Linked DNA regions of Homo sapiens: region 1 is linked to region 2. A link is a contact called in ENCODE Hi-C or POLR2A ChIA-PET data. All regions are on one chromosome and are shown on one strand. The core of a region is the stretch at or near the end of the contact, and the rest is flanking DNA. Distances in the headings are between cores, read along the strand shown.

The links. Hi-C counts contacts between places; a loop is a spot of excess contacts on that map. ChIA-PET counts read pairs that join two places held with the same protein, here RNA polymerase II (POLR2A). Pooled maps may share reads with other maps.
Region 1: a loop to region 2 is called in a map of heart right ventricle, with 2.3 times the contacts of the local background. The contact joins the enhancer-like site here to the promoter of TSPAN9-IT1 in region 2. A Hi-C loop is called at or near these places in 12 of 168 maps with a recorded cell type or tissue (breast epithelium, heart left ventricle, heart right ventricle and 6 more) and 7 of 50 pooled maps. POLR2A ChIA-PET finds 5 or more read pairs at or near these places in 4 of 52 experiments (BJ, H1 and WTC11).

The regions. Positions count from the first base shown.
Region 1 is chr12:3,183,238-3,189,351 of GRCh38, reverse strand. The region is part of intron 2 of TSPAN9 (tetraspanin 9); the gene reads right to left. Among named protein-coding and RNA genes, the nearest start is that of TSPAN9-IT1, 36 kb to the right of the region's middle. RefSeq lists an enhancer at 287-797. Within about 2 kb of position 3,756, at least 6 of the 41 ENCODE cell types and tissues checked have a DNase peak (open chromatin) inside an H3K27ac peak, as active enhancers do; they include heart left ventricle, heart right ventricle and psoas muscle, where a contact is called at or near this core.
Region 2 is chr12:3,146,426-3,152,983 of GRCh38, reverse strand. It overlaps TSPAN9-IT1 (TSPAN9 intronic transcript 1), which reads right to left and starts at 3,187. Exons shown (of 2, transcript NR_046833.1): 1 at 3,118-3,187; 2 at 1,508-1,999. The region is part of intron 2 of TSPAN9 (tetraspanin 9); the gene reads right to left. RefSeq lists enhancers at 1,116-1,929, 3,793-4,338.

The DNA.
Region 1 (6,114 bases), core at 2,507-5,006, 36 kb before region 2:
TTCTACATGGTACTCTGTCAGCCTTCTTCCCCACAAATCCCAGAGCTGTGCCCTCTGCTTCCAGCAACACCAGCCCCTCAAGGTGCAGCCCACCCCTGTGCCTGCATGCACCTGCCCTCCACCTCCGAAGCCTCCCCCATCCTGCTCAGCCTTGAGGAGATGTTTCAAGGTTCATCTCAAATGCCACATCCTCCAAGAAAGATCCCCCAAAATGAAGAGGCACTCTTCTTGTTCTAGTCATCTCTTTTGGACACTGATTTTACTCTGCATTGCATGACAGCTATTTGCATAAATGCTTTTCCTTTGTACAAGACTAGAAGCTCCAAGCGGGGAGAGCTCACCCGCGCTCCTCTGCGGCAACCAGCGCAGCCCCATACATGGTGCACACTTAGGAAACTAAAGAGAAACTGAGTCCCTCCCACAATGCACAGAGCCCCCGAGCCTCACCCCCACCTTCACCACACATACTCACCTCAGTGTATGTATCGGACACCCTCTAACACTGCCCTCGGCCTATCTGGGAGGTATTCACCTTGATAGATCACCACCATGAGTCCTCTCTGGAGGCCCTCTCTGGAGTCACCCACCAGATCCAGCCATCTACAGAAACCACCGGGGGGCTCAGATGTCCAGCCTGGAGCTCTGAGAATGTGGCTGGGCTCCGTGAGGCCCAATGTGTCCAGGTGGCTGCACGTCACTCATCCCCCAAGCTCCGGCCCCAAGAGGCGCTTCCACATCCCAGCCAGGCCAGGCGCCAGGGCACACCTGCTCTTCCCCTCCCCCACACTGCTGCCAGAGGAAATGCCAGCCCGAAGCCACGGCCAGCCGGACACAGCAGGGACACACCCTGGGCACTGATGCTGCCCCCTCCCTTCCTCTGCCACCCAGGCCCGGGTACCTGACTAGCACCCTGGTGCAGCCCCCATCCCTCCATGAATGCATATTCCCCCTGCCGCTCTGTCTGCTTCCTGCAGAGATGAACACACAGCAAGCACAGTAGTACCGCAGGAGCCTGGCAGGGCACAGAGCAGGCCACCCCAGTGCTGTGGAACCCGGGGAGACACTGACAGCTCCCTGAGTGCAGGACACATGTCTTGAATGAATGAATGAATGAATGAATGTGAGCATGCCTCTGTTTCCTCATCAGTATAATGGGGTTAAGTGTGACCATGAGGGACAGATGAGGCAGTGTCTGGGAAACTACTTTATCAAGTGGGAGGCACTTGTCTTTGGAACCTTTCACCCCCACACACCACAGCCAGCCATCACACTTCATAGGAGCTCGATAAAAGCGAGACACCTATGCTGATGAATCAGTCCCTGCAGAGTTCCCCAGCACCCATAGGTACGCCACCCTGGGTTTGCCACTGCAGATGCTGCCAAGGAGAATTAGCATTACAGAGCAAACGCTCCATCTGCATCTGGGCAAAGAGCAATCAAATGAAAGGGTGGGACAGAAGTACCCCTGAGTACATGCAAGGACTGGAGGTTCAGCCTGGGAGTGCCCCGAGGACCTGCCCAGGGAGAGTCTGGCCCATCAGGAAGGGCTTCTTGGAGAAGGGGTACGTGTTGGGCTTGCATGGCATCCAAACAGAATGAGGACAGAGGAGAGAGAGGCCTGCGTGCCTGAATACCGCAAGCCAAGACCTGTTCATGGTGACTCTTGCAGCTTTTTTGAGGGGCTCTCACACTAATGATCACATCTGGCCCTCACCCACCCCTGCAAGATAAGCAGGGAAGTTGTCTCCGTTTGTAAAAGAGGGAACAAAGGGCCAAAGAGGGGAGAGCACTCGTCTAAGCAAGTAAGGAGAGCTGGGACTGGAACCTATGTCTCCTGACTTCCAAAACAGTGAAAACAGTGATCTTTCCTTACACCAAGCGGCCTTACCTGGGTCCAGTGCTGGGCCCTGCTTTTATGGACGAAGCTGGCCACTCCTGGACATACACGTACCCATGCCACCTGCACAAAGGCAGGCAGAGGAAGGAAGGAAGCAGGCTGAGAGGACACTCATGCATTTAGGATTACCCAGCTAGGAAAAGCAGAGACGCCCCACATCACAACACCAAAGGACAAGCCCTGCCAATCCTGGAAAACACACCACTGCCCCGCCAACCCCAACCTTCATCACCCTCATCCAGTGTCCCCTGTGCTCTTTCTGACCACACGGCATGAACACAGGTGATCTGCCAAGTGAAAGAAAACAGAGGCCCTCCCCTCTGAAAGCACAGCACAGGTAGAGTAGAGGTAACAATCCAGTGGTGGGCTGGCAGACGTTCAACAATCAGCTCTACAGGGGAAAAGCCCCGATTCAGAGCGCTTGCCAATGCCATGGTGTAAGTACTCCCACCACAGCCAATTTCAAGCTACTGGCAGGCAAATGTTCTAATTACTTTCTAATAGGCTCTCAAGAACCAGTACAAGTAGGCTCCAGCAAACAACTGTAACAAACCCATCTCCCTCCCTCCAAAAGAAACTCCAGGCAGAGAAAAGAAATCCAGCACCATCCTGCCCCCTCCTCCCCAGGAGTAAAAGTCTCAGGTCAGAGCTTGGGGAATAGAAACAGAGGCTGGACGAGTCATAGGGAAAGGATGGGGCAGCCCCCTGTCTGGTCTCCTGGGGCCTCCCCAAGAAAAACACAACTGAAATTAGCTCTTATACTACAGTGATCGTGTCTCTTAAGTGAGACCATGCCACTGATCTGTGCAAAACCCCCTAATGCCTTCTCATGTCTCTCAAAGAAAAAGACAAAGTTCTTAGAAGAACTTGTGTGTATACACACACACACACACACACACACACACACAAACAAACTCCTGGCCCACTCACTCCACTCCAGCGACATTGTCCTCTGTGCTGTTTCTTACATTGGAGACTTTACATTGGCTGTCCCCTCTGCCTGGAACATTCTTCTCCTAGATCTCAGCACTGCCACTCCTCTCAGCTCCTGTAAACCTCCACTCAAATGGCATCTTCTCCATGAGGCCTTCCCTGACCACCCCATTCAAAACTGTACCTCCCCCAGCACACTCCATCTCTCTTCTCCTGCTCTGCTTCACTTACTGCTGTATTCCCAAAGCTACGAACAGTTTCACACAAGACAGGTGTAAGTATTTTTGAAAGAATGTATGAATGCCTGGGAAAGGTCTCTCCCAAACCCCTAGGTGCCATCTTGGCTTCCCAAGAGCAGGCAACTGGCGAGTGAGGGAGCCCTGTAGTTAGCGCCTGCCCAGCTGAGACTCAGGATACCTGCGTTCTTGCCCTGGCCCTGACATCTGTGACCTGGCACAGCTGCATCCTCCATCCCACCTTCGCACTTCATTTAGCCTCTAATGGGACCCTACATGGCTAACCCTGGGCAGTACCGAGGGCCGGAGCTAAGGCCAAACAGAACACCAAGTCTGAAGGCCCCTGAGCTCCACAGTGAGAGCCTCCAAGGTCAGGTTCGAGGCATTCCCTTTATTCAAAGGTCTAGGAAAGACAAGCCCTTTGCTTCCCCTCTGCACCAGCCACACCCGAACTCCAGCTACATCCATTCCCCATTCTCCAGCTCTGGGCCTAGAAGAAACCCCCCAAAACACTCTCTACCCCAGTGGTTAAAGCCAGTAGAGCCCCAAGCCCAGGCGGCTGCCCCATCAGGCCTCAGGCGGGCTCCCCACATGCCCAGCGGCCAGCTCACGCTGCTATTTTAAGCTCTGCGGGCCCAGCTGCAGCACGTAGAGCCACAGCAGGCTGGCAGCCGGGGTGGAGGTAGGGAAGCAAACTCACTAAGGAGTGCTGACCTGAGGCGCTCCGAAGGGGGAGACTGGTCATCCCCTTACCACCACCCCTTCTCTACACAGACTGGAAACTCCCAGGCCCACCCTCAAATCCACCAGCCATGGGGAAAGTGAGTCAGGAGCTGCATTGGGCACGCCTACATTCCATTTCTGAAAGTGACCCCCTGAGTTTCCACAGCAAAATGACTCCTAGCCCCACCCTGCCAACCCCTAGAAATTCCAGCAAAGCTAGAACAAGCACAGCACCCATCTTCCAAGTGCTAACAACATGAGACAGATACCAAAAGCACAGGCCAAAGAAAGGAGCTAACCTGCTACTGTCTGAGATAGCTTATCCGCCGAGTCCCCCAACTCCCTTCTCCCGCCCCGTCTCCCCTCAGTGACTGTGCACAGTGCCAGGCACACAGCCACACTCAATAAATACTTGCTGATTAAATGACTGCTTCCAAATGCATGCTGAAACCAAACATGATGGAAGTGGTCTAGGGAGAACACAGTCTTCACTACTCTTATCATGAGCCTCGTTATTATCTGTGTTTCTGCTGACCTCATTGCACACTGAAACAGAATAGAGACTATAGAACCAAGGAACCAGCGGAGTTTAGTAACAAAGCAAGGATGCCTCCCTGCTGGCCAGGGAGGAAGTCTGCCATTGCACCACTCCAGCAGGACAGTTACACTGCATTCCCTGTGAACTGTGCCCCCTGAAGGTGTGCAACACAGAGGCCCTGTTCCAACCCTGCTCTGCCATGGACACCCAAGCCTCCGAGAGCTGGCTTGAGAAGGAACGCACAGAACAGGAACTCCGGGTGCAAGCTATTCCCATCCCCAACCTCATGCCGCAGAACGTCAGCAAAACCATGCAGGGCAGGACGGGTCACACATGCCCGGGGCTCCCGGCAGCATCCCGTGGCTCTAATCGCTCAGCTGAAGCAACATCAGCACCAGGGAAAGAGGAAGGAAATCCAGACGGTGCTATCATCGGGGAGCCCTGCTACCTTTCCCCTTGCTACCTGTCTCTCTCAAGACCAAACCAGCACCCACACCTTAAAGAAATAGATTCACTACCTGGATTTGGGGGAAGAGGGACATTCCTTGGACTCTTTCTTTTTTTTCTCTTTCTCTTTCTCTCTTTCTTTCTCTCTCTCTCTTTCTCTTTCTTTCTTTTTTTCTTTTTTTAATAGGGTCTCACTCTGTCACCCAGGCTGGAACACAGTGGCACAATCTCAGCTCACTGCAGCCTCCACTTCCTGCGTTCAAGTGAGCCTCCCACTTCAGCCTCCCAAGTAGCTGGGACTACAAGTGTGCACCACCACGCCCAGCTAATTTTTGTATTTTTTCTAGAGATGGGATTTTGCCATGTTGCCCAGACTGGTCTCAAACTCCTGAACTCCTGAACTCAAGCGAGCTGCCCACCTCGGCCCCCCAAAGTGCTGGGATTACAGGTGTGCACCGTGCCTGGCTGGATTTTCTTATTGAAGGAAGATCCCAGAAGCTATGGGCCGTCAGAGATCATTTGGTCTACTTCTCCCTCCCCCTCCCTTCCCTGGCTTCAATCAATCCAGACCCTTCTGGACATTTCTATTATAACTGTAGAAGCAATGACAACAGCCTGCAATTATAGAAAAATGTATGCTGTTCAAAGGGATTTCACATACGCGACCATCACAAAAGCCCTAGGAAGTCACTGCAGCAGACATCATTGTACCCAACTTACAAAAAGATTCCAAAGGTGAAGTGGCACACACCTGAGGCCAATCACCGAGTAGACTGGAACCCGGGTCTTCATACATCTAGTCCAGTGTTCTTTCCCAAATGCCGAGTTCCCTCTAAAACTACTTCTCCAAGCGTGGGTCCCAGGCCAGTTGCTCCAGAATCCTTGGGTATTTGGTGATGAATGCAAATTCTGGGGCCCACTCTGGCCTAAAAGTATCTGGAGGCAGAATGTTGATAACCTGCCCTGTGAATGCTCTGTGGGGGATTCTGAACTGTGTTCAACCCTGAGAGCCCCTGCTTTCTTTGTTGACTGGATCTGACTGGCTCATCCTTTCACTAACCAAGCAGCAGCTAATCTCCTACCTCCGCCAGCAACTCTCCCCAAACTAGAGCCTCTCTGGGTATAAAACCTCCATTGCTGTCCTTGGGTTCATCTCCCTGAAGATACATTTGCACCTAATCGCCAAGGTAACCCTTACACATTTCTGTCAAGAACTGGAAGTCACGCCAGCTGCGGAGAAAATCCTGGCCAAAATCTCCCCTCCCCACTTTGAGAGGGGACAGATCTCAGATCTGCCTAAATCCCTCTGTTCAGCCCAAGCCCATATTCCAGATGTGCCT
Region 2 (6,558 bases), core at 1,938-4,437:
CCCGTCAGGTGTGTGTGCGCCTCTGCTGCTCTGTCATTTCTGCTGTGGTTTCAGAGTCCCTGTCTTCTGATGCAGCATAAGAAAAGAAGGGGGCTCAGCTGGGCGTGGTGGCTCACACCTGTAATCTCAGCACTTTGGGAGGCCAAGGCGGGTGGATCACCTGAGGTCAGGAGTTCAAGACCAGCCTGGCCAACATGGTGAAACCCCATCTCTATTTAAAAATGTAAAAATTAGCCGGGCATAGTGGTAGGCATTTGTAGTCCCAGCTACTTGAGAGGCGGGGGCAGGGAGAATTGCTTGAACCTGGGAGGCGGAGGTTGCAGTGAGCCAAGATCGCGCCACTGCACACCAGCCTGGGCAACAGAGCGAGACTCCGTCTCAAAAAAGAAAGAAAAGAAAAGAACGGGGCTCTGACGACAGCCTCTAGGCTAGAAACAGCCAGTCCAGCATTCTCCCCCAAGACTGTCCTTCCCTCATTCTTTTCAATACATGTTTCACTGTGTCCATCGCTGGGGACACTCAGGAACTAGATCTCAGGGGAAGGCTGCTTGCCAAGTGGGGGCAGGTGTGTCAGAAGGACAGAAGGACTGCCACAGGACCTTCCAAAAAGAGGGGCCGGTGGGATGCCAAATCCCAGCCCACCCTGGCATCAGGCCAAACCCTGTGGCAGGTGAGGGAGGAGCTGGGTGCCAGGATCCTGCTGACAATCAGGAGGGCTGACCCCGCAGCAGCCTCCCTGGTGGCCAGGCAAGGAGGGCTGGGAAGTGGCAGCTGCTTCCCTATGAGCTATGACAGAGGGGGGTGCCTTGGAAAACAGGAAGCCCTCCTTGCCTTACCTCCTTCCAAGCTGGTCAGACTCCCCAGGGAGAGATTCCCCGCCATGAATTCCCCAAGGGAATGAGAGCTGGAGAGGAAAAATTCCTCAGAGTTGTCTGCGCCAAGCAGCAAATCACAGCCCCCTCCAGCAGGCATCCCATTTGCAGGAAATTTACTTACGCCTGATTGTTGGGCTTTTACTTTTCAATTCCAAAGATCGGCTGTGTGTTTTTTTTGTTTTTTTTGAGGTGGAGTCTCACTCTGTCGCCCAGGCTGGAGTGTAATAGCACGATCTCGGCTCACTGCAACCTCCGCCTCACGGGTTCAAGCGACTCTCCTGCCTCAGCCTCCCGAGTAGCTGGGAGTACAGGCGCACACCACGGTTGTTTTGTTTTGTTTTTAAGAAAGGAAAAAAGGCTGGAGGGAGCAAGGAAGGGAGAGAGTAAGAGACATTTCACGTTGGAGGCTGCCCTATTCTGTTTCATATCTGGGTTTAAGGAAGAAGACCCTGGAAATGGGCGCCATGTCCCACCAAGCATGGGCGGGAAGAGGCAGCCAAGTCTTGCAGGCCATTAATCACTGAGGGGGCATGCGCAGCCCCAGTGCCCACCCAGCTGGTGGCATCTGCCTTGAGGGGAGGTGGGAGGGCAAGGCTGGAGGGGGCCGACAGGGGCCAAATGTGAAGGCTGGTGGCAGGCAGCCGGCCCCTCCTGTAAGCAATCCCCACCACAGGGTTATATCCAGGCACTTTTTCCTGTGAGAAAAGAATGGGAGGAATGCAGCCCTGCCATTACCCAAATCCACCCCACCACGGGCTTCGTGCCCAATTACATACAGTGCAGGGGAGCCCTCCCGAGCCTGGAATCAGAAAATCCGCCTAAGAAATGCAAACTGGCAGCCAGAAACTAGCAACATAGGTAATGCAATATGAGAGCCTCCCTTAAAGCCAAATACACATGCATGCATGCACCCACTCACACACATGCACACACGTGTGCAAACACAAACACACACATGCTCTGCAGGCGTGTGTGACTGACAGTGCACTACAAACCACATGGAAAGGTGGCCAGAAACACCGCTGGATTTTTATAGCTCTTCAGGGACCTGATCTCCAGGAAGTGCTAGAAATTGCAATCCAATTGTGTCCCTGGCTAGCGAAGCTGGCTGGAGGCTGGGGACGCTGCAGAGGGAGGAAGAACTTCATTGGGAAAAAATGTTGACAGAGTTTAACGTTGAGCGGAAGGACAAAGGCTTGGATGAAGGGGCCTTATGAGAAATGAGGCGTTCTGAGTGCTCTAGCAATTTGCATGGGGCTGTCAGGGAGTATTGAGTTAAAAGGCACAGGACAGGGGAGGGCTCCCCAAGGCCAGGCCAGGCGTGGGGTGAAGAAGGGGCAGCATTCGATCTCCTGCAGGGCCTGGAACTCAGCACCCTGAAATCAGCTCGTAAGTGGGAATTAGCTAAGGCAACCCCCAGCTAGAAGGAGGGCTCAGAGAGTCTGAGGCCCCAAAAAGCATACTCTCCTCACTTAAGACACCAAATACAACGGCAGAGAAGAAAAGCTGGCATTCATTGAGCACCTAGCATGGGCCAACCATACCATATCTCTAATTCTAAGAACCAGCAGCAACGTGCGTATATATCAGCCTCAGCATGTAGACAAGAAACCAAAGATTCACACCGGGCCACAGACTGAAACCAAGACTGACACCATGTCTGCCTGCCACCTGCAGAGCCCATATATACTACAATCCATTTAGGGGTTTTATGACACAGATTTTTCAAAGGAAACCCTCCCCATTCCTGCCCCCCATCAACAAAATACTAACTCACTGTGCGGCCTTAGTCAAGCCCCCTAATCTCTCTGGGCATCAGCATCAAGTCAGCTATGTGCCCTATTCTGTTCAAATACACATAAAAAGGGTATTAAGCCTATAACTGGCAGAGGGGCGGAAACAGACCGAGGGAGGCCGAGACATATTCTCTGAAGTCCAGCCAAATGTAACGGGCCCAGCGGGCATCTCCCACACCTCACCTTTCATGCTACATTGTCACTGCTGGTGCTGTCTGTCTCCCAAACTGGACTGTGCCCTCCCTGAGGGAAGAACACTCCACCTAATCCTGCCCACACCCCTCTGCCCAGAGCTGTGTCTGGCACGCCATGGGCGTTCACTACATGTCTGCTGGCTGGATGAATACATCAATTAACAAATGCTCCCAAAGTCAGGCATACTTCAGAGAAAAGCACTTACGAATATCTGTTCAGCAAGGGATTTCTCCTCAAAGGGGCAAACCTACCTTTGCATCAAAATCATGTGGGAAGCTTTTCGAAATACAGCTTTCTGCCCCCGTTCCCAGAGCTTCAGACTCAGAAGATCTGGGATGGGGGCCCAGGAGCCTGAATTATTGAAAAGCTCCCCAGATGTCTCTAACTCCAAGCCAGGTCTTGAATCACTGGTGGCTATTACTTGGCTAACACCCATCCTGTCCTGTGTTGAGATCAGATAAAGCTCAGAATAAAAACAAAATAAGTGCCTCTCCCCTAGGGCCTTTTTTCCAAAGGGCTCAAATCAACTCTTTACACCATGATGCTGTTGTCTGTTGGACTGAGACAGGTGGCAATGCTTCTCCATTCTTCAGGCTGGCAAACTGAGGTCTGGCCAAGAAAGAGGACCACTTCTCTCTTTGCATCTCTCTTTAGCTTCTGAAGAATGCAAGGTTGTTAGAGACTTCAAGGACTCTGCTGAATTTCAGGTAAAAAAGAGAGAAGAAGGCAAGGCATGTATCTGGCTGCAGAAAATGGTAATGCCAGGATGGGCATCTCCCTCCTTCCTGCCACACTTGGAGGACAAAATACACCCATCCTTACAGCTCACACTCCCCAAGTCCAGCCCCTACACACAGGGCCTGACCATCATCAAACCAGTAAGCCGGAAGAAACAAAGACCCCATCTCCCTACCCTGGAGGCAGGTGAGGAGCCCTTCATTTATTCATTCACAAAAACTACAGCAAAGCTAAGAAGTGCCAAAAGAACTTGTTAGATGTAGATGAAGGAAGAATTCGACCATTTCTATTCTTTTCAATAAAACACTGGCCCTCCCAGAGAGACAAATGGCGGGGGGCTGAAAGCTGAGCTACCCACACCCCACAATTTACCCAGGATCCAGGAGGCAGCCACCACCCTCCCCTCTTCCCTCAGCAACTGGAGACCTCCTTAGAGGCAGGAGCCAAAGTTACCTCGGCCAGGCACGCCCGAGAGGCCCCCTCTTCTCCTCATCCCCTCCTCCCACCCAGCCTTGGACGTGACTGATGGAGCTGGGACAGCTGCAGCCGTGGGGAGGCTGGGAGGTGGACAACAGCTGGATGGGGCAGTCCCTCCCCCGCCTGGGCAGCTTCCCAGCCGAGCTGGAGAGGATGCAGAGACTCAGGTCTCCTCTGAGTGCTGCTCTGTAAGGAGTGGAATATGAGCATTCGGCTCCACTCTGACCTTGCTCCCTTGTCCCTCCTGGTCCCTTTCAGGCAGTCGTCTCTGGATTCCACAAAGAGCAGGGCCACTTGGCAGTGTGGTCATGTGCACGCTCTAGGCCCTGGAGCAGACAGCCCCACACAACCACGGCCACGCTCCCTGCCCACGTTCCATACCCTGCCAGCCACAGCCCCACCGCTGGCCACCTCACAGGCCGCAGGTGCTGAAGGAGGAACCCCAGCATCCTGAACCCAGCCCGAGCTGCTGGAAAGGATGCCATGAGCTGGCAGTGTGGGTGTTGGCCTGAGAGTCTGAGAAATTCAGCTTGTGACTCTGGACTGACTTGGGACCAAAACTTGGTTCCACTAAAATGCCCAATGGCTTTGATTTCCAGTTTCTCTGCAATTATCTGCTGCAAAATGAGGCAGATAATTTACTTTACAGGGTAGTTCTCAGATTCTGGTCCAATGTATGATGGGCCTCAGTTTCCTTATCTGTAAAATGAGCAGGCTACACACTAGTGCCTCAGGTCTCCTCCAGCCCCTATAGAATCCATACAGTGCTTTAGCCAATGGCCCTGGGATGTATGCCCTTCCTCCCTTTCTTTCAAAGGAATCACTGCTCAAAATTCCTTCCCTAGTTTTGCGCTTTGTCTCCAGGATGAATGAAGTGCTTGAGACTTCTCTCCTCCTTCTCCCCTATCCAGACCCTCCACTCAATCTCCAAATGTACCCAGATTAGACTTGCAGGAGCCCATCCTTTATCTGCCAAGCTGTGCCCCCCGACCCACCCGACTCCACATATGTGTACACCACTCACACAGCTTAGTAATCTCTTACTAAGAACAAGGCACTCACAACGCACCTCTCACCAAAGGGCACCCACCAGTGTGAGCCAACACTGCAGGTGAAAACTACTGGTCTAGAACAGTACCGTCCGACGTGGCAGCCACTAGCAACATGTGGCCACCTACATTTCCATTTTAAGTTAAAACTGAATAAAATTTAAAATCCAGCTCCTTGGGGCATTTTCAGTCCCATTTTCAATGCTCAACGGCCACATGTAGCCGGTGGCTACTGTACTGGGCGGTACAGAACAGAACACTTCCATCGTTGCAGCACTGGGCTGGCTGGTTCTCTCTCTTCGGGGGCAGAACAGGCCCTAGGTGGCTCAAACTGAATCTGGAAGTGGGCAGGGAAGGTGGGGGCGATCCTGAAGGAGGGAGAGGCCACTTCCCGTCGCGTCGGTGGAGATGCCACCAGGACTCAGGCTGCAGCATGCCCACCACCAACCTTGCTCCTCGGCGAGGGTCTCCCGGGCCCCAACACTCAGCAGGATGCAGCAGGCAGCTGTCACACCACACTGCATTTTTGGGATACATGGGACGCCTGTCATTCTCTCCAGCCCCTGGCGGGCTCCTCATCCCAGGGCAGGGACCGTGGTCCCTGCCTCCTGCTGCCCAGCAGCTCCTCCATACCTCACCTGGGTTCCAGGCTGGAGCGTGACCTGCAGAGGGCCAGGGCTCCCCTGCTTCCAGTCTCCACCCTAAACTCAAAAATATCTCACTACATACCCTGCAGAAAGGAAGTAAGGAGAAAAGGGGAGAGAATGCTAGTTTTAATCAAACACCTTAAAATCAAGGTACCAACAATGAACTTTCACTTACATCTACCCATTTGATGTCCAAAATACTACTGAAAGGTGAGTGTGGTTAAACCCATTTTCCGATGAGGAAACTGAGGCTCAGAGAAGATAAGGGACTTGTGCAAGCTTGTAAGTGTCACAATCTGAATGCAAACCCAAAAAAGCATGGCCCCAAAGCTTACAATCTACCCACACCCCTTTCAGGAGGCCACGGGATCCACCACCATTCTCCTCCCAGAGAATGTCCAGACGCACAAGCAGAAAGGTCAAGATCTATAGCTTTTTGCATTGCTGGCCTAGAGAGCACAGAATCCCAGGAAGATCTCAGCACTGGGTGGGTGGAGAAAGGCCATAGACACAAAGCAGGTGGAGAAAGATAAGGAGGCAGGAAAGAGGAGGAGAGTGGAGGCAGCAGAAAAGTAAGATCAAGGAGGAAGAGCAGAGCGCACAGAGGCATTTAAACTTATTCCAAGTGTAATTAACTATTTGTGAACTGTTTGTCTAATGCCTGTCTTCATCAATCGGATCTTGGATTCCATGAAAGCAAGGACCTTGTCTGTCTCGTGCACAGCTGTGTTCCCTGCACAGGAGGTGCTCCACAGATACTGGTAGGAGAGACGGAGGGTAG